Linked DNA regions of Mus musculus: region 2 is linked to region 1. A link is a loop called in an ENCODE intact Hi-C map of the cell type or tissue named here. Cell type or tissue: gastrocnemius. All regions are shown on one strand. Each heading gives the region's core, and the rest is flanking DNA. Links, peaks and the distances in the headings are about the cores only. Region 1 holds the start of Sctr (secretin receptor). Region 2 overlaps Ptpn4 (protein tyrosine phosphatase, non-receptor type 4).

Region 1 (11,493 bases), core at 1,906-9,905:
TCCTCTTTCCTCTTTTCTCTTTCCTCTCCTCTCCTCTCTTTCCTCTTTCCTCTTTTCTCTTTCCTCTCCTCTCCTCTCTTTCCTCTTTCCTCTTTTCTCTTTCCTCTCCTCTCCTCTCTTTCCCCCTCCCCTCCCCTCCCCTCCCCTCCCCTCCCCTCCCCTCCCCTCCGCTCCCCTCCCCTCCCCTCCCCTCTCCTCCCCTCCGCTCCCCTCCCCTCCCTTCTTCTCTTCTCTTCTCTCTCTCTGCCCAGGCACCCCTTTCCCCCATACCTCACCACAAATCATAAAAAATATCCTCCCTCTCTTTATCTTTTTATAAACACGTCCCTGGATATCATTTGTGGCAACTCCGTTGTTCTTTTTGTTATCTTGTGAGACAAGTTCTCAATATGCCAGGGCAGCCTTAAACTCCCTGTATAGCCAAAGATGACTTTGAACTTCTGACCCTCCTGTGCCTCCATCTCTCTCCAACTACATGCCCAGTGTTAGGATTACAGGCAAACACCCTCTGGGGCTTGAACCCAGGATCTTGTGTGTGGTAGGCCAGCTAATACCAATTGAGCCAGAGTCCTACCTTTTTATTTTTTAGTCATATATTTTAATTCAACATGTAATTCAGGTATAGCCTGTGCTAATTTTTTTAAAGATGTATTTGTTTTTAACTTATGTGTATGTACCTGTGTGAAATTATGTATATGGAGTGCCCTTGGGGGAGGGAAAAGGACTCTGATCCTCTAGAACTACAGTTACAGGTTGTGGTAAACCACCATGTGGGTGCTGGGAACAGAACCTGTGTCCTCTGCAAGAGTAAACACTTTTAACCCCTGAGCCACCTCTCCAGTGGCTTCCTTTTTAAAGAACTGGTATTTGACTTGTCATTTCTGAATCTTTACGCATCCAACAGCGTCCATGTGAGGAATGGCACTCTCTGTCCTTAACTCAGTTAAGGCTGGGCCTGCAACAGCACACAAGCTTGTATTTGCTGCCGGATGGTCCTCTGACACCTGCCATCTCTGTCTTTGGATGTTTCCCAAATGGAAGATACGTTTTACTGTATCCTCTCCACCTGAGAGCCAAAGGTCCCCAGGAGCAGCCCCGAGTCTGTGTCGGTTGCTCTCTGTTGCCAGCTCACTGATGAAGCCAAAAGAGAAAAACACAGTTACCAAGTTTGGGATAATCTCTATGCTCTTGGATTCTTGGCCCTGCCATGGGGCATGTAATGTCAGCTTACCCTGTTCACCATACAGATGGACTTGAAGCTATAGGCAGCCACAGTTTGTCCTTGAGAAAACAATAGAAGAGTTCAGCCCGGTCTGGAGGTAGGGGCAGTGAAGCAGATATCAACAGGAAGAAGGAAAGACACTGCATCCCATTAACTAGTGTTAGTTTAATTATGAACTCTTAAGTCTGAAAGTTCCAGATCCCTTCTTAAAAACTGAGAGGCTGTGGAGATGACTCAGGAAGTAAAGAGTTTGTTATAGCCAGCAGTGGTGGTGCATGTCTTAAATCCCAGCACTTGGGAGGCAGAGACAGGCAGATTTCTGAGTTCAAGGCCAGCCTGGCCTACAGAGTGAGTTCCAGAGCAGCCAGGGCTACACAGAGAAACCCTGTCTCAAAAAACAAACAAACAAACAAACAAAAAAGAGTTTGTTATGCAACTGTAAGGATCACCAGAGCCCATGTAAATGCCTGGTAGGCATGGCAGCCTGACAGGAATCCCAGCACTCATAAAGTAGAGACAAAAACCTGTCTAGGTAAATTAACGTAACTCTCAAGCTCTGGGTTCACTGAGACACTGCCTCAGATAATAACCAGATGGGGCTGGAGAGGTGGCTCAGCAGTTAGAAGCACTTGCTGCTCTTGCAAAAGACCCAAGTCCACTTCCTAGTACCCAGGTTGGGTGACTTGGGTGACTAGCAATCCCTTGTAACTCCAGGGGATCCAGTGCCATCTTCTGTTCTCTTCAGGGAACTGCACTCACAGACTCACGCTTCCATGCAGAAATGCATGCATACACAGAAATAAAAAAATAAAATAAAATAAACATGTTTTTAAAGAAAGAAAGTGGAAGAATGATTGAGGGACTCACCTAACCTCAACCCCAGGCCTCCACATGCACACACTGAATGTGCTCTCACACACATGTGAACACACAGAAATGTGTGCATGCGCACTATATACACATGAAAAGAAAAGAAAGATAAGACAGAGATGGCATTCAGTGTAGAACTCTGACTTCCAGCTGCATTGCATATGTACACACACTTATAAGCACATGTACACACACACACACACATACACACACACACACCCCTAAATGCTGAAGAAAGCGAAAAAACTCAACATCATCATCTTGCTCTTCATATCCCATAATGCAATCACTTGCCTGACAACTTGAGTGTGCAAAGAAATGGTTTTGGTAGCAGAGCAAAAGAAAGAGTTTAGACAGTGAAAAAGAAGAAGGGATCTCACTGTCATCTGACCAGGTCAGAACACCAAACGTCACCATCAAACACTGATCGGCACGGCTATAGCCCAGCATCTGCTTAGCTGAGGACAGGAGGGGAATAGGTTATGACCTCCACTGTTGGAGCTCATGGTCTTCAGCGGGTACAGAGAGGTCAGCGGCCAGAGTGTGTGGTGGTAAGGGCTTGGTGGGAGGAGGAATAGGGTGGACAGTGCAGAGGGAGGTTGGGGGGACAGGTATGGAGACTGCAGGAAAGAGCAATGCTTAACTCAAGTGCTGAGGTGACAATAGTATGTCCAGACGAAGAGGGGTCAACAATGAAGGATCTCCAGGTGGAGAAGCAAAGCTTGAGTAGGATGATCTAAGTACAGAGAGGTGAGCTGGACAGATGGACAGATGGATGGATAGGTGGATGGATGGACAGACAGATGGGTGGCAGGGCTGCTGCAGAAGGTCATTTGGTGACATCAGCAAAGCAAGAGGACAATGACCATGGGGAGAAGGATCCTGTGAGGCTGAGAAGATGCAGCATGAGGAACCACACAGAGGCAGTTGGGAGGCGGGGACACAGGGGCAGAGCCAGGACAGAGCCCCCAGCTTCACATGCCTGAAGGGAGCTGCATTGCTCCGCCCCTCTGCCTAGGTCAGAGGGATGTGTTCTTCCTGACCCCATCTCTCTGTTACTGCATCCTTTCTGTTTCTCATACGATGTACTGCTATGACTTGGATGTGTCACTGAGGTTCTCCTGTTGGAAACTCAGCTCAGTTCCCAACATACACACATGCACACACACAGATACATACATATAGGTGTGTGTGTGTGTGTGTGTGTGTGTGTGTGTGTGTGTGTGTGTGAAGAGTTATCCTAGGAGTGGATTTCAAATGAAAGGATATTTGCACTCTCTCTCTCTCTCTGTCTCTCTCTCTCTGTCTCTCTCTCTCTCTCTCATACACACACATGCACATTCACTCATACATGCATGTACACACATACACACACACACCATCTCTTGCCTTCTCTTTTTTGTTTTCATTTTTTTACTGGATATTTTATTTATTTTTATCCCCTTTTCCAGTTTCCCCTCCGCAAACCCCCATCAACCCCCTCCCCCTGCTTCTATGAGGATACTCCCCCTCCTACCCACTCCTGCCTCACTGCCCAAGCATTCCCCTAAACTGGGGCATAGATCCTCCACAGGACCAAGGGCCTCTCTTCCCACTGATGCTCTAAAAGGCCGTCATCTGCTACATAAGCAGCTGGAGCCATGGGTCCCTCCATGTGTACTCTTTGGTTGGTGGTTTAGTCCTTGGGAGCTCTGGGGGGGGTGTCTGTTGGTTGATATTGTAGTTCTTTCTATGGGGTTGTAAACCCCTTCAACTCCTTCAGTGTTTTTTCTAACTCCTCCACTGGGGTCCGTGCTCAGTGGTCAGCTGTGAGCACCCACATCTGTATTTGTCAGACTCTGTCCTAGCCCTTCTTCTTCTATGATGACATAGACTGAAGGACCTACCTAGAGGCAGCTCCTCAATATTGGATTCTCCATCCTCTGAAACTGTACTAAATACATCTCTGAGCTGGAAAGATGCTCTGTTGGCCTGCCAGCATGAGGACCTGAGTTTGATTGCTAGAATCCGTGTTAAAAAGCAAGACACAGCTATAGGTTCTTGCCATCCCAGCCCTGGAGAAGTGGAGACAAGTGAATGCTAGGGTCTCACTGGCCCGCCAGCCTGCGTCAGCAATTATAAGGCCAAAGGAGCGATGTTGTCTCACAAAAACAAAGTAGATGGCACATGCATCTGCATGTACATACACATGCATAAATAGGCACATGTACATGCACACACAGTCCAAAAAGACAAACGGACAAAAACAGTATAAAATGGTGATTACATGGAGCTTGGAGATGAAGGAAAGGGAGAGCTACTTAGTTGATTTCAAGAACTCATCACACACACATATACACATGCATGTACACACACGTGCGCACACACACACACACAAAAGAGATGCATGTAAATTTGTTTGACTGTGGTGACCATTTCATAATGTACATCAAAACATCATGTCCCCTTATGCAGGTGTGATTTTTAATTGTGTGAGCATGTATATACGTATATGTAAGTATATATAAGTATGTGCATGTATCAAAGCTGGGGGACAACCTTGGATGTTATGCTCCTTTGATACAAGGTCTGTCATTGGCCTGAAGCTTACTGGTTAGGCTGGACTGTCGGGCCAGCAAGCTCCAGGGACTCTCCTGTCTCAGTCTCCCTAGTGCTGTGATTTTAATCATGAACCAACCTCCACACTTGATGCTTTGACACGGGGATAAAAATCAGGTTCTCCTGGTTGCCAGGCAAGCATTTACTGACTAAGCTGTCTCATCTTTCATTCAAAACACATACAATTTTAAAGATTTTTTTTCAAAAATGTCTAGCAAATGGGGCTAGATAGAGGCCACTGATAAGCCTGATTCTGTGGGTGCTGAGTAGGAGCCAGGCTGCAGCAAGATAAAATGAAGGTTAGGAGCCCAGAAACAGCCTCCAAGAAGCTGGCCACCAGGGGGCAGAGCTGGGACTGTGGAGGGAGGTGTGCAGAGAGCTATTTTACCAGCCCTGAAGGGACTGGACAAGCTGAGCAGTTAATGAGAGGAGACACTCAGTGTGACCCCACTTCTGAGCAGAATCTGAAGAAGTCAGGCACAGAGAAGCAGAGCTGGGAGAGACCTCAGTGGGTGGCCATGCAAGGTTGGATCACCTGGGGAAGGAAGCTCCTGAGGTATGCGTCAGTGGTATAGTTTGGATCTAGTATGGTCCCCAGTGTATTAGAGGCTGAGTTCCTAACTTGGTGTTATTTGGAAGGTCGTAGAACATTTAGAAGGCAGGAACTAGTAAAAGACAGGTCAGTGTGTGTAGAGGGGAGGGAGAAACGCATCTTAGTTTTGTTTCTGTTGCTGTAATAAAGTACTCTGACAAGAGCAAAGGGAAAAGGGGGTTCTTCCAGCTCACGGTTCCATACTCCCTCACTGTTCTGTGATTCGGTCCAGCGTGGCAGCGGTCTTGGCAGCGGGAGCTTGAGCCAGCTGGTCCCCTCACATCCACAGTCCCAACAAATGCTTGCACGCTAACGCTCAGCTCTTCTCTCTACTTCTTCACAATCAGAATCCTCTACCCAGAGAACGGTGGCAACCTCGAAGGCGTTCCACCTTAATGAATGTGATCTGTATAATCCCCAGACATATTCCCTGAGGGCAACCCAATCTAGACAGCCTTCCAGGGATAGTCTCTGCCCAGGTGACTCAAAACTGGGCCTCGCCATGGACCAGAACAATAGGCTAATTGACCATGAACGGAATCTCGTGATCCCATGTGTTTGCTTAATGACGAAAGCTGAGCAACACAGATAGGCAAGGTCTAGGGACTGCTCATGACAAGATGGCAGTGCCATGAACTGAATGTCTATGTCAGCCCAGTTCATACACTGAAGCCCTCACACCAGTGTGCCTGTAATTGGAGACAGAGACTCTCAGAATGTAATAAATGTCAGTAAAGGGGTAAAGGTGGGGGCTGAACTGTAAAAGATCCATATTCTTGTAGAGGAGACAATATCCACCCAGCAGGCTCCCTGGACAGGCCACAAGAGAACAGAGGAGCTACCTAGAAGCCAGGAAGTGAACCCTCACAAGACACTGGATGTGCTAGATCTTGAGTAGACTTCAGCTCCAGAATATAGGAAAAGAATCCTTTGTTGTTTATGCTAGTCATTCTGTGGTGTGCGTGTGTGTATGCGTGTGTGTGTGTGTGTGTGTGTGTGTTCACTCACACAGGTGTACCAAAGATCAACCCAATGTATTATTTTATTCATTTGCTGCCTCATTTTTGTTTATTTTCTGTTTGTTTGTTTGTTTGTTTGTTTGTTTTGAGACAGGGTCTTTTACTGGCTTGGATCTTACCAAGTAGGCTGGGCTGGCTGACCCCAGAGCCCTAAGGTCTGCTGGTCTCCACCTTTCCAAAGCTGAGAACCATTATATCTGATCTTTTTAAACATGAAATCAAACTTAGGTCCTTGTGCTTGCTAGGCAAACACGTCCCCAGCCCCCGGTGTATGGGTTTTGTTAGGACAGTCTGGCCAACCAAGATGAATAGGAAGGAAAGTAGCAGAGGGTTCACAGTAGACACATCTATCAAGCTAGCTGCTCTGAGGAAGCCGGTCCAGGTAGTCATGACTCTCAGGAAACAAAGAGCAAATCCATCAGCCAGAAATGAGATTGTGAATCAGGAGGGCAGGAATTCAAATAGACAGGTCACATGAGCATGTCTCTGAGAGCAGAGGGTGAGGGGAGCAAGGTGGAAGGTTCCAGAGAGAGTCCTGGGGTTAACTGAGGTTATGAGGCCAGGTTCCCATCCTAACAGACTCATGTTCCTATAAGGGACAGGATGGTCTGGGCTGCAGGCACGACTGACTAGGCCTACCTATCCCCATTAGTGTTCAGAGTGTTATGTCAGAGTGGTCTGTTGAAGCCAGCAGCCCCAGGATCGTCTCACTTTTTCAGGTTTACCCAGTGCTGAGCTGCCTTGTATTTATTGTAAGCAAGTACAGGTAGATAGGATCTTAGTGTTGTGAGTTTGCCTTGGGTACCCCAGAGCCAGGTGAAGGTCAGTGTCCTTAACACTGCACGGAGACTGGGGCCCAGTGATGAGACACTGGAAGGGGCCACCACAGCGGCAGAACGGCAGACCGCTAACCACTCAGACCAGCAGGGGTACTGGGAAGCTGGCTCCGATGTTGGAGAGTCTCTTTCGGAGCCATCGATGAGAAAGCAGGGACAAGGAGAAAATGCCAAAGCAGGGCAGTGAGAACAACACATTCTCTGCAGTCTCTTAGCTATGCTTATGTGTTAGTTAGCTTCCCACTGCTCTGACGAAGTAGCAGAGAAAATCAGCTAAGGAGAAAGGATGTATTTTGACCTAGAGTGTCATTTGAACTGGTGGCATCAGAGTCTATCATAGAGAGAGCACATGACAGAGGACACTGCCTGCTTCAGGATAGCCAGGAAGCAGAAAGGAGTAAAGGAAGGGCCAGGGTCACAGTATCCCCTAACGTCCTCCCATTAGACTCTACCTCCCAAGTATGGTTATCTCCTGATTGTTCTATGGGCTGGGCAACAAGTCCAACACACAGACCTTTGGGGGAGTATATAAGGTTTAAGCTATGAGGACGGGGAGATAGCTCAGTGGGTAAAGCGACTGCATTCTAAGTTCAACGACCTGAGTTCAATTCCCAAGAGCCCACATAAAAAAGCCAAGCATAGTGACACATACTTAAAATGTCACTAGTGGGAAGTAGAGAGAGGTGGGTCCTTAGTGTTCTCAGACCGCTCTTCCCAGCCAAATCACTGAGTTCCAAACCTCAGTGAGACTCTGTCTCAAAAAACCAAGATGGACAGGATTCTGAGGGATGATGCTCAAAGTTGACCTCTGGCCTCCGAACACATTTTCACACAGACACACATACACACACACACACACACACACACACACACACACACACACACACAATCCAAATTCTAATAGCCTGTTTCCATCACTGGACTCAAAGTCTCTGTCATCACAGTGCCTCAAATCCAATCAGCAACAACTATTTTTAGTCCTGCTAATGTACCTCTCAGAAACACAACAGACCTTAAAGCAGTAGCTGTCACAGAGGGGCAATTCCCCTCCTTGTATTCATAGAGTATATGATAGTGCCTGATGATATTTTCTGTTGTCACGGCTTTGCAGAGGTATTCCTGGTGCCTAATCTAGGGAGACCAGAGATGCCACTCAGGCTCATACAATGCACAGAACTACTATATCTTGTCCATATGTCAAAAGCATCAAGGTTGACCTGGGGGGTGTGGCTTAGCTGGTGCTTGCTAGTATACATGAAACCCCGGTTCCACCCCAACCCCAACCCAGCAACCTGTACTCAGTAGGCAGAGGCAGTGGGATCAGAAATTCAAGATGGTCCTTAGTTACATAGGGAATTGGAGGCCATCCTGGGCTACATGAGACCTGTCTCAAAAACCAAAATATAAAAAACAAAAAACAAAACTGTGTCAAAGTTAAGAAACCCTGTTTGAATCATGCGTCAGAAAGATTACAAGAGCCGGAAGTTACAGAGTACTGCCATAAGGCATAAGGCAGTGTTTTCCTGACATGCCGGGGCAGACACACACATGAAGTCACTGTAGCCCTGGTTACCTAAACAAATCGAGGCAGTGAACATAGCAAGAGGTATGAGAGAGGGACGTATGAGACCCTCCACTTCTAGTTGAGGAACTACAGGCAGTTAATCACTGAAATGGAGATGGGGGCGGGGGGAATCAGTTTTCTTCAGGGATGTGGATCCTGGTAGGTCCCCATTTTAGAGAGGATTGGCCCATACCACAATTATATGGGCAGCACAAATTCCACTCAGTGGGTTACTGGAGAGAGAGAGAGGAGGGTGGTAAGCTTGGGAGGGGCTGGGATGAATCCAGGAAGAGTTAAGGGAAGACATGGGGAGTGAATATGATCAAAATATATTATTAATATTATAATAAGAAACAATAGAGCTAGCATAGAGACATAATGTGCTTTAAAAGATTTTTATATTCATGGGTATTTTGCCTGCATGTATGTCTGTGTACCATGTGCATGCCTGGTAATTCTAGTTTGTGGCAAGTTGACATTAAAACCATAAGCCATACTAGCCAGAGCTAGGGAAGTGGAGACAGGAGACTCCCCAGCTCTTACTGACCAGTCTGTCTGTTGTACTTGGTGAGTCCCAGGGCAGGGAGAGGCCTGGCGTCAAGAAACCAGGGTGGCTAGCACATGAGGAATAAAAGCCAGAAGAGGCTCTCCAGCCTCCACATGCATATCCAGGCTCCTGCACACACAAATTAGCTGTATGGAGCAAACCAGCAGAGGTGATGCACTCAGTTTCTTATGGTAAACCCCTTCAGCAGTCACTGTTTTCGGTTTCCACTTGCAAAAGAACTTTCTGAAACCTCCCCTGTAGGAAGAGGCGAAGACGGGGGCTAGGACCACACACGTCAGTTTTAGTGGTCTCTTTGGAAGACACCTATGATGTCCCTCTGAGGGAATGCCAAAAGGAAGGAAGAAATTGTCTTTATTATCCTCGAATCTCAAAATCCAACAGCCAAGCACTCAGAGTCAAAGGAGCGAAAGGAAAAGTTGCAGAAGCTGGGAAATAGTCCAACAAAGTAGGCCCTTCCACCCTCATTTATTAAAGGCGTTTTCTACCACAATCCTCAAGAGATAGAATCACAGGTCTGGATAAGCCCACACAATAACCAGAGGCCCACGTGAAGCCTTTCTCCTAGGGATGTCCACACTGCCCATGTGTGTGTTAGTGACATGCAAATACAAGGTGTACAAGGAACAGAACAAACCTCAGGCAGGCCAGACCCCACCCCCTCCTTCCAAAGTGAGGAGTCTAAAGATCTGGGCACTAGTCCCAGCCTGGCTCCTAACATGCTGATCAAAAGCAGGTCTCCCACTGAGGGCTTTGATCGGCTGTAAAATGAGGGACTTGAACAGACATACACAAGCAGCCGTCTCAGGTGCAGTGAAGACTTGAACCAAGCAAAGCCTCAGTTTCCCCATCCGTTTATTCCCGAGATCATCACCTTTGAGACACAAATGTAAGCTGAACCTGCTCCTGCCTCCCTGGCACAGAACAAAAATGTCCCAGGAAACGGGAAACAATGTTTTTGACCCAGATGGCAGCTCCAGGATCCATTCCCTGTGGTAACCCTGGAGTCCAACCCGGCAGCTTTGACCTTCTTCCCAGTTCTTCCCATCCTGCCAGCCTCAGTGCAGCCTGTCTCTCACTCAGATATCCCAGGGGAAAGTTCCCAGAAGTTTCTATGGGAAAGCAACACAAACCACTACCCGCCTGGCCTCTCTCTCCCCTTCCTCCAACCTTCTTCCTCTCCTACCCGAGTTTGTTGCGACCTACTGCTCCCAAGACGGGCAGACTTTAGAAAGTCAGTCCCTCCAGGTCACAGAGGGCTGAAATGATCCCACACAGATGGAAAAACTAAAATTTCCCATCTGCACAACGGAGCACGTGAAAAAACAAAAAACCGCTACTAGCCTGAACAATGTGGTTCTGGCTTTATTCTGACAGTAAGCCTTTCCCGCCCCCTTTCTGAGCCTTGGCCGGTGCCTGAGACCACGGGTCTCAAAAGGGAACGAGGGTGTTTTGACAAAACCCTAGAGTGCAAATGTCTAGCACGCATCGTTGCCGGGGCGGCTACAGAATTGTCTTCTGGAAAGAAGTGAGTTTAGCGGCGGGAAGGGATGAGCGAAGGTGAGGGGAGTGAGCCTCACACAGAGCCCTTGAAGTTTTTGCCTTTGGAGAGAAGAGGGCTCCGTCAGAGTGGACGATAGTATGTTAAGGGAAGAGAGATCGGCTGCTCCCCGTAACTCCTAGGGCCGGATAGAGGACCGTGGACTGGTCCGTGGGGTCCACATCCGGGGGCGCGGGGACGGGGCGGGGTACTCACAGGGTGCGCTGCATTGATGAGCAGCAGCAGCCACAGCAGAAGCAGTGACAGCCGGGGGCTCATGGTGCTGAGCATGCTCCGCCCACTGTTGATCCCCTTTGTGCTCTGGCCTCTTCAGGAGCTGGGTGTCCGTCTCTGTGTCCAGCTCAGCGTCCTGCATGTCGTCCAGGACCCTGGGCGACCCCCAAGCCCAGAGAAGCCATGGCTGGACCTACCCAATCCGACCAGACCCACAGCCAGGCTAGGGACTGCTGCTCCCTGAAGGAGGTGGCAAGACTGTTAACTAACCTGCAGTGCCTATTGATAAAGACTGGACGACAGCTCGCGACTCCACCCTGCAGGGAATAGCAGGGAGGGGTTGGGGGGCGGCACAGAGCTGGAAGGGAGGAGAGAGGAGGAGGGACCCTAGACACCCGCATAGAGGCAGCTGCAACCTCCCTCCTTCCCTTCCAATCCAGAAAGTACTTTCTC
Region 2 (11,493 bases), core at 1,839-9,838, 190 kb after region 1:
AAAAGTGAGGAGTACTTGATCTTCCATAGGACCCAGGTTTGAATCCTAGCATCCACATGGTGACTCACCAACATCTGTAACTCTAGTTCCAGGGGATCTTTCTCTTGGCCTCCATGGGCACCAGGCATGCATGTGGCACACAAGCATGCATGCAAGCAAAGCATCCAGTCATGCAAATAATACATTAAAAAAAAAAAAACCCTTAAGTGTATTGCAGTTAATTCTTTCAACATGTGGAGTAAGTAGTAGTGTTCTCTTTTTATGGATGAGAAAGTTATGGTTCATAAAGGAGAGTTGTCCAGACTTCCACATCCAGATAGCTCAGTATGTAAAATGTGTACTGCTCTCACAGAGAACCTGGATAGAGTTTCTAGCAACCATTGGGCTTACAACCACTTGTAACTGCAGCTCTAAGGGATCTGACACCCATTTCTGGCCTCTGCAGGCACCTATACACATGTAAAAACCCCCTTCCCAGTATATAAATTTAAAAATAAAAAACTTGCAACATTTTAAGTTGGTGTGGTGGCAGACTGTGATAGGAAAGACAAGTTTGGTCACCTATTTTGTATTGCCTGTGAATTGTAAGAAGACTAAGGAAGAATAATATTTGCTGACCTGTGAAAAACATGTGAAATCCAAACTTTACTATCAGTAGGGTTATTATTATTATTTTTAATATATTGGATATTTTCTTTATTTACATTTCAAATGTTATCCCCTTTCCTGGTTTCCCCTCTGAAAAACACTCTCCCCTACCCTTTTTCCTCTCCCCCTGCTCACCAACCCACCCACTCCCACTTCTTGGCCTTGGCATTCCCCCTCTCTGGGGCATTGAGCCTTCACAGGACCAAGGGCCTTTCCTCCCATTGACATCCAACTAGGCCATCCTCTGCTACATATGCAGCTGGAACCATGAATCCCACCATGTGTACTCTTTGGTTGGTGGTTTAGTTCCTGGGAGCTCTGGGGGTACTGGTTAGTTTATAATGTTGTTCCTCCTATGGAGCTGCAAACCCCTTCAGCTCCTTAGGTCCTTTCTCTAGCTCCTTCCTTGGGGACCCAATGCTCTGGATGGCTGTGAGCATCCACTTCTGTATTTGTCAGGGACTGGCAGAGCCTCTCAGGAGAGAGCTATATCAGGCTCCTGTCAGCAGGCTCTTGTTGGCATCCACCACAGTGTCTGGGTTTGGTGATTGTATATGGAATGGATCCCCAGGTGAGTCAGTCTCTGGATGGTTGTTTCTTCAGTTCTCTACTCCACACTTTGTCTCTGTAACTCCTTCCATGAGTGTTTTGTTCCCCCTTCTAAGAAGCATCAAAGTATCCACACTTTGGTCTTCCTTCTTCTTGAGTTTCATGTGGTTTGTGAATTGTATCTTGGGTATTCCGAGCTTGGAACACAACCACACTGATTTGTGTTATTTGTGGCTGAATGCATGCTATAATGCTAGAATTAAGTTGTTCCAATAGAGATCACCTGACCTGTAAAACCTCAACTTTTACAAATCTGGCTCAGGCTGGAGAGATGGCTCAGCAGTTACAAGCACTGGCTGCTCTTCCAGAGAACCTGGGTTCAATTCCCAGCACCCACATGATTCTTCACAAGTGTCTGTAACTCCAGTTCCTGGGACTCTGACATCCTCACATAGACCTGCCGCAAAACACCAATGTACATTAAAAAAAAAAGTAAGAAAAAATTTAAAATCTGTCTTCTTATAGGAAAAGCTTTAAAATTTTTATTTTATGTACATATGAATGTTTTGCCTGCATGTGTGTGTGTATGCAACTATGTGACTATGTGTATGCCTGATGCCTACAGAGGCCAGAAGAGAACTTTGGATCTCTTGAAACTGCAGTTGTGACCTACCATGTGAGTATTGGAAAACAGACACTGGTCCTCTAGAAGCCATCTCTCCAGGCCCCTCCTTGCAGGAATGTTTTATCAGCTCTGGTTAAGAATATTAAGTTTAACAGTTACTAGGATTGTTTCATTCCCTTGTTGTAGTTGTATTACCAGTTACACAGTTAGATTTGTTTATTCAGTTTTTGAAAGAATAGACTTTTAAACAGTTTGGCATTAGAAATGATTTAGTTTTAGAACTAGGTTATGCAGAGATACTGTAGTCTTGCAGTTCATGTAGTCCTGGACTGTCCAGTGGGTAAGCATTAACCAGAAGTGACAGCTTGAAATTCATTAAAAACCATTTGAGGCTGAGGGTATCTCTCTTTGTGCTGGAGCCTTTGAGTTCATATGTAAGACCCAGGATTCAGTCCTCAGTACTCATTAAAAGACAAATCCATAAGCCATATTTACCACATTTTAACTGTTTAGTCATATTCATTCTATTCCCTTAACAGAGGAAGAAATCATAGCTCAGAAAAATGGAGTGGCTGTCTCAAGGAAGCTGTGTTTGTTAAAATTTAGGATATTATCTCAGTGGCTTTCCAAGCATTCTAAATGTTTTTGTTGTTACTAAAAAGGAATGACCTCTGCAGCTGCTTTTAAAGCTCTCCTACAACATAGTAACTTCAGAATATCTATCTATCTATCTATCTATCTATCTATCTATCTATCTATCTATCTATCTATCTATCTATCTATCTTCAAGACAGGGTTTCTCTGTATAGCCTTGACTGTCCTAGAACTCTATCTATCTATCTATCTATCTATCTATCTATCTATCTATCTATCTATCTATCTACTATTTTCAAGACAGGGTTTCTCTGTATAGTCTTGACTGTCCTAGAACTCACTCTGTAGACCAGGCTGGCCTTGAACTCAGAAATCCGCCTGCCTCTGCCTCCCAAGTGCTGGGATCAAAGGCGTGCCCCACCACTGCCCGGCTCAGAATATTTATTTTAAGAACTAATAATTGGTATAATGGATGCCCTGTTTTTGCTGCCTCCTTCATTCATTTGTGCAACAAAAACATTTTTTGTTGTTGTACAATGACTTACTTAGGAAGTCAATTTAGGAACTTTTTTGTTGTTTTTAACCAGGAGGAAAAAGCTGGCCCCCTGTAATTCCCTCCCCCAACTTCCAACACATAGGAGCAGTGAGTTCTTTATATCTTAGTTTAACTTTTTTTTTTTTTTTTTTTTTTTTTTGAGACAGGTTCTCTGTTAAACCCTGGCTAATGTGGCTGGTTTGAAACTTGTTAATTTCTAGGCTGGCCTTAAACTCAGAGATCTACTTGCTTCTGCCTTTCAAGTACTAGGATTAAAGATGTTTGCCACCAATTTAGGCTAACCTCTTAATATGTAAATAGAAATGATTTCATTTCTGTTCTCAGTTTTCTAGTAGTGTTGAAATAGATTATACAATGGATCAAATAGTAGATTCTTCCATGGGTGACAGAAAAACACATTAAGAATGATTTTAGCTTGCAGAAGTAGAAGTCATTAAGATATGGTGATTAAGTAGGTCTGTATTCAAGTGCCTCTCCTAATTTTGCTTGTACAATCTTGGGCCAGTCACCTAATCCTTCTAGCTGTCATGCCTAACCTTTTAGCTTTTCAACAGTGTTCTCATCTCAAAGTATATGCTTGAGAACTGTGCACAAGACTCACACACTCACACACTCACACACACACACACACACACACACACACACTCACACACTCTCTCACATACACACTCACACACACACTCTCACATACACACACACACACTCACACACTCACACACACACACACACTCACACACACACACTCACACACACACTCACACACTCTCACACACACACTCACACACACACACACTCACACACACACTCACACACACACTCTCACACACACTCACACACACACTCTCACATACACACTCACACACACACACACACACACTCTCACACACACACACTCACACACACACACTCACACACATGTAAAATAATAACAAAAAACAAAACCCTCAAGGTTGTAAGTTTACAGTTTCGTTTTTGTTTTTTACATCTGTGTGTGCAGTTGCCTTTAAAGACCTCCCAGGAGAGCCATGGCCTGGAGCAAACTGCTGCAGCCAAGGGGACGGACGTTCTCTACTGCATCTAGTTGCCAACTTAGTGAATACCAGCAAGAGCAATACTTTAGGCCACTGCGAAATCCATGAAGTCCATGGTGGGGCACAGGCCTGCATAGCACAGTGTGGGTGGGGATCCCCTAGCAGCCCTCAGGTTACATGAACCTACAGATCCATATGTCATCTAGATGGCATCCATGCACCACCTAAGTTTACAGTTTGTGTTGGGTAGCATTCATAACTACCCTTAGCCATGGGTGCCTGTAGGCTGCTAGTTGAACATCTTTGCATCTGCAAAGAGATAAAAATAGTGAACTATCACTGTTTTAAGAATGAAGTGATAGAAATAAAGTATTCTAGTTAGTATCTAAAAAGCAATGTCAACACTTAGTGACATGAAGCAATCGCCATTTTATGATTTCTAGATTCGATGTGTGAGGAATTCTAATGTAACAGGGCCCAGGAATGATTGTTGTTTACTTTTCTACAATATAATATATGCTTACTGGGCTAGGAATACTGGGGAGTCAGAATGCTTGGGGAATAGAGGGACCCTTTCCAGGCATGCTTGTTTATGTGTCTCATGACACAAGCATAGGCTATAGATTGGAGCTCTTATTCATGAACTTGTGGCAGAGGGAGGGAGATATGCTAGCTGAGTTTTGAGAGAAGTGTCCTTAGAATGAGTAGTCCAAGAAAATCAGATAGAATATAAAGCCTCTGATGGTCTTAGAAGTCATTAAGGCATTTTCTTCAATACTAGCAAGTAACCAGTCTTCTGTCTGCAAGGCAAGCTTTATTCCTAACCCCTCCAAATTATTTCTAAAGTACTTTATATTGGTTAGCTAATATATGAGCTATAGGAGATGCCATGCTTTGAATAATTCTTGAACCACAGGTTACTTAGTTGATTAAATAAACAAATTAATCTTTGGCATCTGATAGATTGATTTCAGCCTTTAGTGGCTGGAACACTAGCTACTGCATTTTCTAGCCATGTAAAGTTGTCAGGGTTATGCCCCCTCTTTTTTCATCTTTAGAAATAAAGTTAATATCTCTCTATGACCATTTATAAGAACAGGTTGACAGTAAGTAGGTATGCATACTATATATATAAAATCTTTCAGGTCGAGTGTTAAAGCTCAGTAGATATATGTACCAGAAACTTGTTATGTTAAAGGCTAGTACTGAATAGGTATGCATACTATGTATATCTTTCAGGTCCAGTTTTAAAGCTCAGTATATGTGTGTGTGTGTGTGTGTGTGTGTGTGTGTGTGTGTAGCAGAAACTTATGTTTAAGACTAGTACTGAATATTAATTTAAATATTTATTTATTTGAGACAGTCTATCATGGAGCTTAGGTTGGCCTTTAGCTGGTTTTATAGTTCAGTAGAACCTAGCATTTCTGATTCTCCTGCTTCTACTTCCCAAGTATGGGGATTAGAGGCTTGGACTATCATGCCAAGTTCATAATTTAGGTACTGAAGTTTTAAAAGTAGCATGCTGCCCCCTAGGGACAACACAGTATTTAATCAATTGTGGAAATTTCTCATCTTTGGCCTGCATAAGCTTATGTTTGGAATTAGTATTAACGTTAGGCAGAATTAAGTTTTGGGTTCTTTCTTTGTTTGCCTTGCTTTGGTTTTCAGTCCTCTCCCCTTCCTCCCCTTTAAAAGAGAACTAAGCTTTTATTTCTATGTTTCTCAGATGAAGCTGGCTGAGTTGGTTGCTATGAGAGGATTAGTCAAAGAGATCAAATCTCATATCCTCCCCTGATTTCTGGCTCTTCTTGGCTTCAGCCTTGGTTAGAACAGCCAGCAGCAGCAACAGTGGTGGTGGTGGCAACCATAAGGGCAGCAGTCACAAATGCAGATCGATTGGCCAAAAAGACCTTGACCTTTCAAGTGGGAAGGTGTACTCAGTCTCCTCAAAGCCAGGACCTACTTGTATCCATTGACAATAGAGTATGGTACTAAGGCCAAAGTCAGGTAATCAGTCTGCAGACAAACACTGGCAACATTTGGACACCTTCTAGGATGTGAGAATGCATAGTCTGCTCTGTGATGCCAAGTACTTCCAGGTTGTAAAGGCTGCCGTGTCAAACATCTGTTGGATGATCAGCCCAGAGGAGAAGGGGGAAATGTTCCATGTTCACAGTGAGGCTTCACTGGCTACTACTTTGTCCTCAGTTTTTATTAGCTAGCTGTACATCACTCAGAATATCAATGGTACCTCTAGAGATTTTAGTGGTGGTTCCTAAAGCCTGGAAGAAAGAGGTTATCAGACCCCAAACCAGTGTGCTGAGCTGGCACAGTTACCTCACATGGGGTGAAGGCACCAGCAGCTGGCACCTTATTGGCCAACAGCAACTAATCTTGATAAGGTCTTTAAAGTCCACATTACCCTGGATATAAAGCAGCAGTTTCTCCAGAGCTTGGTTATTTACCAGACGCCCCTTCATGGCCTTGCACATCATGGTGTTCTTGCCCTTTAGTACCACAACCTTCCCTGTGGATCTGTTGCATCTTCTTGGAGCCCACATTGTTTGCTCCCACACTGAAACATTTTGGCTAATCATCCAAAAGTTGGATGATCTTAAGGAAGTAGTTGGACTTCGAGGTCGCTGTATCTTTCCTGGACATTGTGATGGTGCATCAGGGATTGCCACACAGGGTTTAAAGACTCTGTCACTCCAAAGAGGATAACTGGTGATCCCCTCTTTATTGTTATTATTGTTATTATTATTATTATTATTATTATTATTATTATACTGGCATAAGTAAATTTAGAATTCTCTCTTCTCAAATTAACTGAGTGGCTTTGTATTTTTATTTTCTTTTTGAAATTTTGCTAGCTTGCTATTTCCTTTTGAAATCTATTTAATTTGGGAATATGTTTTTTTTTTTTTTAAAGAATGGAACTCCAACCAAATGTTTATTTAGAATAAAAGATTAGATCATAAATGACGAAAGCTAATACTACAATTTTATTTTTGTTTTGTGGGGTTTTTTTGTTTGTTTGGTTGGTTGGTTTAGTTTGGTTTTTCGAGACATGGTTTCTCTGTGTAGTGTAGTCCCAGCTCTCCTGGAACTTGGTCTGCAGACTAGGCTGACCTTAAACTCAACAGAAATTACCTGCTTCTGCCTTTGCCTCTGTCTGCCAAATGCTGGGATTAAAGAGGTCGCTGCCACCACCATTCAGCTACATTTTTTGGTTTGTTTTGTTTTTGTTTTTTTTTTGTGATTCTCAACCTATGGGGCTTGATCCCTTTGGGGGTGGTATATCATATATCTTGCATATCAGGTATTTACACTATGATTCATAACAGTAACAAAACTACAGTTATAGTGTAACAAGTATTTTTATTGAGTTTAGTTTGTATCCTTTGCCTTGATAAATTTGTCCTTTTTGTGTGTAGGCTTCTCTTTATTAGCTCATATTATCTGTAAATGAAGATACTTTTACTTCTTCCTCTTATTTACTTTCTTGCATTAATCTATGACTTTGATGCCTGTCCAGGTTAGGGTTTTACTGCTGTGAGTAGACACCATGACCAAGGCAACACTTATAAGAACAACATTTAATTGGGGTTGGTTTACAGGTTCAGAGGTCATCAAGGTAGGAGCATGACAGCATCCAGGGAAGCATGATGTAGGAGGAGCTGAGAGTTCTACATGTTGTTCTGAAGGCAAACAGGAAAAGACTGTCTTCCAGGCACTTAGGACAAGGATATTATAGCTGCTGTTCAGAGTGATACACCTACTCCAACAATGCCCCACCTCCTAATAGTGCCACTCCCTGTTCCAAGCATATGCCTAAATAAAACTATCATTGATATGATGGTTACGGTGACTTTTTCATATATGCCCTTGGTTATATTGAATATATTATGTGTAGTATAATATATTCTTCTAGTCTTAGCCTGCTGATTGGTTTTGCACTGAGATGAACATAGTTCTGCACCTTCTGGCATCCTGGATTCCCAGGAGTGTGCAGAGAGCTTTTCAGTCTTGTGGGTAGATATATCTCCTTCTCCAGTCGGCACTGTTTTTGTTTCAGTCATCTTCTTTTCTACTCTAGTAGTTACTGATACTTTTGGCTGTTATGTTATTGAATAATCACTGTTGATAATTTTTCAAAAAGTGCTTGGATAAAAGGATGTAACAGTCAGGTTTTAGATAAAACAAGCATGCTATGCTAGTAGGATTTTTTTAGGTATCTGTTAAAATGGTTAGATAATGGTTTCTCTAGAAATTGGGACTTTGAGGAAGCGTCATGATCTTTCTTTTCTGATCTAGTGGTTGAAAGATGTTTCTATAGCTTTTACAATTGCTGGCTTAATGCTCCCCTTCTCTGACATTTTACTCCCTTTTATTGAGAATAGATTTCCTCACATAATATATCCTGATTACAATTTACCCTCTCTCCATCCCTCCCAGTTCCTCCTGATTTTCCTCTTATCTGGAGTCACATGTTTTTTTGTCTCTTACTAGAAAACAAACTGGCTTCTAAGGGATAATAATAAAATAAGATTAAAAACTAACACATCAGAGTTAGGACAAACTAACAGAAGTAAAAGAACTCAAGAGTAGGTGCAAGAATCAGAGAGCTACTTGTTGAAACACTCAGAAATCCCATAAAGAAAACTAAACTGGAAGCTGTAACATATATGTGGTGGACATGCTGCAGATCTGTACAGGCCCTAAGCATGCTGCCTTTGTCTCTGTGAGTTCATCGGAACATTGATCATGATGATTTAGAGAACCTTAATTTCTTGGTGTCATCCATTCCCTCTGGCTCTTAAACTTTACACTTCTTCTTTGGTGAGCCTTAGGGAGGGATTTGATAGAGATAACCAATTTAGGGCTGAGTGTTGCAATGTCTCTCACTCTCTGTTATTGTCTAGCTGTGAGTTTGTTTGTTTGTTAATCATCTGCAGGAGGAGGAAGCTTTTCTAAAGATGACTGAGCAAGGTAGTGATCTCTGAGTATAGCGAATGTCATCAGGAATCATTTTATTGCTGTTTTTTGTTTTGTTTTTGTTTTTTTGGTTGTTTATTTTTGAATAAGTGTTTGGTTTTATTCTAAGTCCCTTGGCTATCTAGTCTCTGGACTTTAGTGACCCAGGTCTGGTTTCTATCTTGTAGAGCAGGCCTTAAGTCAAATCAGACATTCATTGGTTACTCTCATAAGCTTTGTGCTTGGCATATACTGTCAGCAGGGCAGCATTGTAGATCAAAGGGTTTGTGTCTGGCTTGGTGTTTTTGTTTCTTTCTTGGTAGCATATAGAGTACCTTTTTGTACAAAAGACCCTAGAATGTAGAGAATGAAGGCTTTACGTAGGCACCAACTAGCCTTTTCAATATTTAAAGAGTTGTGAGGTTTCTTTAGCAATGGGGCTTTGCCATCAGTTTGTGGAGTCTTGGCAACAGCCTGGATTGTATGGGGGTTTTCATGGGATGGATTCCTTTGGCCAATAACTCAGATGGATATAACCCAGTCTTGGTTCTAGAAGCTTCATTTGGTGACAGGAGATAGCCAGCTGGGACTCTGTCTTCCCCATTCTTGGTGATTACATTCAGATCACCTTCATGTAAATATTTGGAAACTTCTACTGTATTAGGTTTTTATACTACTCCTCAGTGGTCCTTAATTTTAGCTGTCTCTCCATGTGTTCCCTCCCTTGGCTCCTTCTTTCCTTCCCCTGTCCTTCCCCACTTGATCTCCCATTCCCACATCCCCATCCATAACCATCTATTCCTAGTCCATTACTCTCTCTATAACCCGTAGCTCTATGGATTGTAGCTTAGTTATCATTGATTTAACACCTAATATCCACAAAAGCAAATACATACCATATTTACCTTTCTGAGTCTGGGATATCTCACTCAGGATGATGTTTTCTAGTTCCATCTATTTACCTGCAAAATTTCATGTTTTTTGAAGAAAATGTCCAAGTAATATTCCATTGTGTAAATATACCACATTTTTTAAATCCATTCTTCTATTGAGGGACATCTAGGTTGTTTCTAATTTTTGGCTGTTATGAATAGAGCATCAATAAGCATGGTTGAGCAGAAGTCTTGTGGTAGGATAAAGCATCCTTTGGGTATATGCCCAAGAGTGGTGTAGCTGGATCTTGGGATAGATCGATTTCCATCTTCCCAAGGAAAGCCACACTGATTTATTTCCATACTGGCTGTACAAGTTTGTGCTCTCACCAGCAATGGATAGTGTTCCCCTTACTTCACATCCTTGCCAGCATGAATTGCCATTTGTTTTGTTGACCTTAGTCATTCTGACAGATGTAAGATGAAATCTCAAAGTGGTTTTATATGCATTTTCCTGAAGGCTAAGGATGCTGAACATTTCTGTGTTTCTTCACCACTTGAGTTTTCCCTTTTGAAAATTTTTTGTTTAGATTTGTACCCCATTTTAAAATTGGTTTTTCTTTTTCTCTATCTAGTTTTTTGAGTTCTTATATATGTTGGGTATTAACTCATCAGATGTGTGGTTTCTCATTCTGTAGGCTGCTTCTTTGTCCAAATGATGATGTACTTTGCTCTGCAGAAGCTTCTTAGTTCCATGAGGTCCTGTGTGTTAATTTTTAATCTTAGTGCCTGTGTTAGTGATGTTCTGTTCAGAAAGTCTTTTCCTGTGCCAATGAGTTCAAAGCTATTCTTCAATCAGGTTCAGTGTATCTGGTTTTATGTGGAGGTCTTTGATCCATTTGGAGCTGAGTTTTGTAGAGGGTGATAAGTATGGGTGATAAGTATGTAGACATCCAATTTAACCAACACTATTTGTTGAAAATGCTTCCTTTTCTTCGTTTGTTCTCTCTCTCTCTCTCTCTGTATGTGTGTATGTGTGTATGTGTGTGTGTTTCTGGCTTCTTAATCTAAAATTTGGTGTCTGTAGATTTGTGGATTTATTATGTCTGGGTTTTTAGTTTGATTCCACTGATCAACATGTCTGTTTTTGTGCCAATATCATGTTGTTTTTTTTTATTACTATAAATCTGTAGAACAACTTGAAATCATGGATAGTAATACCTCCCTCAGTTCTTTTATTATTCAGGATTGTTTAAGTTGTCCTGAGTTGTGTTTCCATATGAAGCTGGAAATTGTCCTTCCAAGATTTATGAAGAATTGTGTTGGAATTTTGATGAGGATTGCATTGAATCTGAAGATTGCTTTTGGTAGGATAGCCATCTTTACTATGTTAATCCTACTGACCAATGAACATGGGAGATCTTTCCATCTTCTGATACCTTCAGTTTTTTTCTTCATGTCTTGAAGTTTTTATTACACTAGTCTTTCACTTGCTTGGTTAGAGTTACTCCCAAGATATTTCATATTATTTGAGGCCATTGAGAAAGGTGTTGTTTCCCTGATTTCTTTCTTAGACGTTTTGTCATTTGTGTGTAGGAGGACTACTGATTTTTATGAGTAAATATTGTATCCAGCTACTTT

What was found. Hi-C counts contacts between places; a loop is a spot of excess contacts. Peaks named below come from ENCODE experiments on the same cell type or tissue, not always from the same donor. Only the 100,000 strongest peaks of a DNase experiment are listed, where the experiment ranks them.
Region 2: a loop joins it to region 1, with 11 times the contacts of the local background. A loop is called at or near these places in 11 of 42 quality-filtered maps.

Annotation. Positions count from the first base shown.
Region 1 is chr1:120,006,861-120,018,353 of GRCm38, reverse strand. It overlaps Sctr (secretin receptor), which reads right to left and starts at 11,374. Exons shown (of 14, transcript NM_001012322.2): 1 at 11,023-11,374. The coding sequence starts at 11,097. It also overlaps a transcript of Cfap221 not described here. In gastrocnemius, for the core only: CTCF peaks have their summits at 1,963 (motif pointing left) and 5,031 (motif pointing right); DNase peaks (open chromatin) are centred at 5,036 and 5,539.
Region 2 is chr1:119,812,934-119,824,426 of GRCm38, reverse strand. All of the region lies in intron 1 of Ptpn4 (protein tyrosine phosphatase, non-receptor type 4), which reads left to right. It also overlaps the pseudogene Gm8338. Among named protein-coding and RNA genes, the nearest start is that of Ptpn4, 18 kb to the left of the region's middle. In gastrocnemius, for the core only: a CTCF peak has its summit at 5,553 (motif pointing left); no DNase peak of the experiment used is centred there; H3K27ac peaks cover 1,250 bases.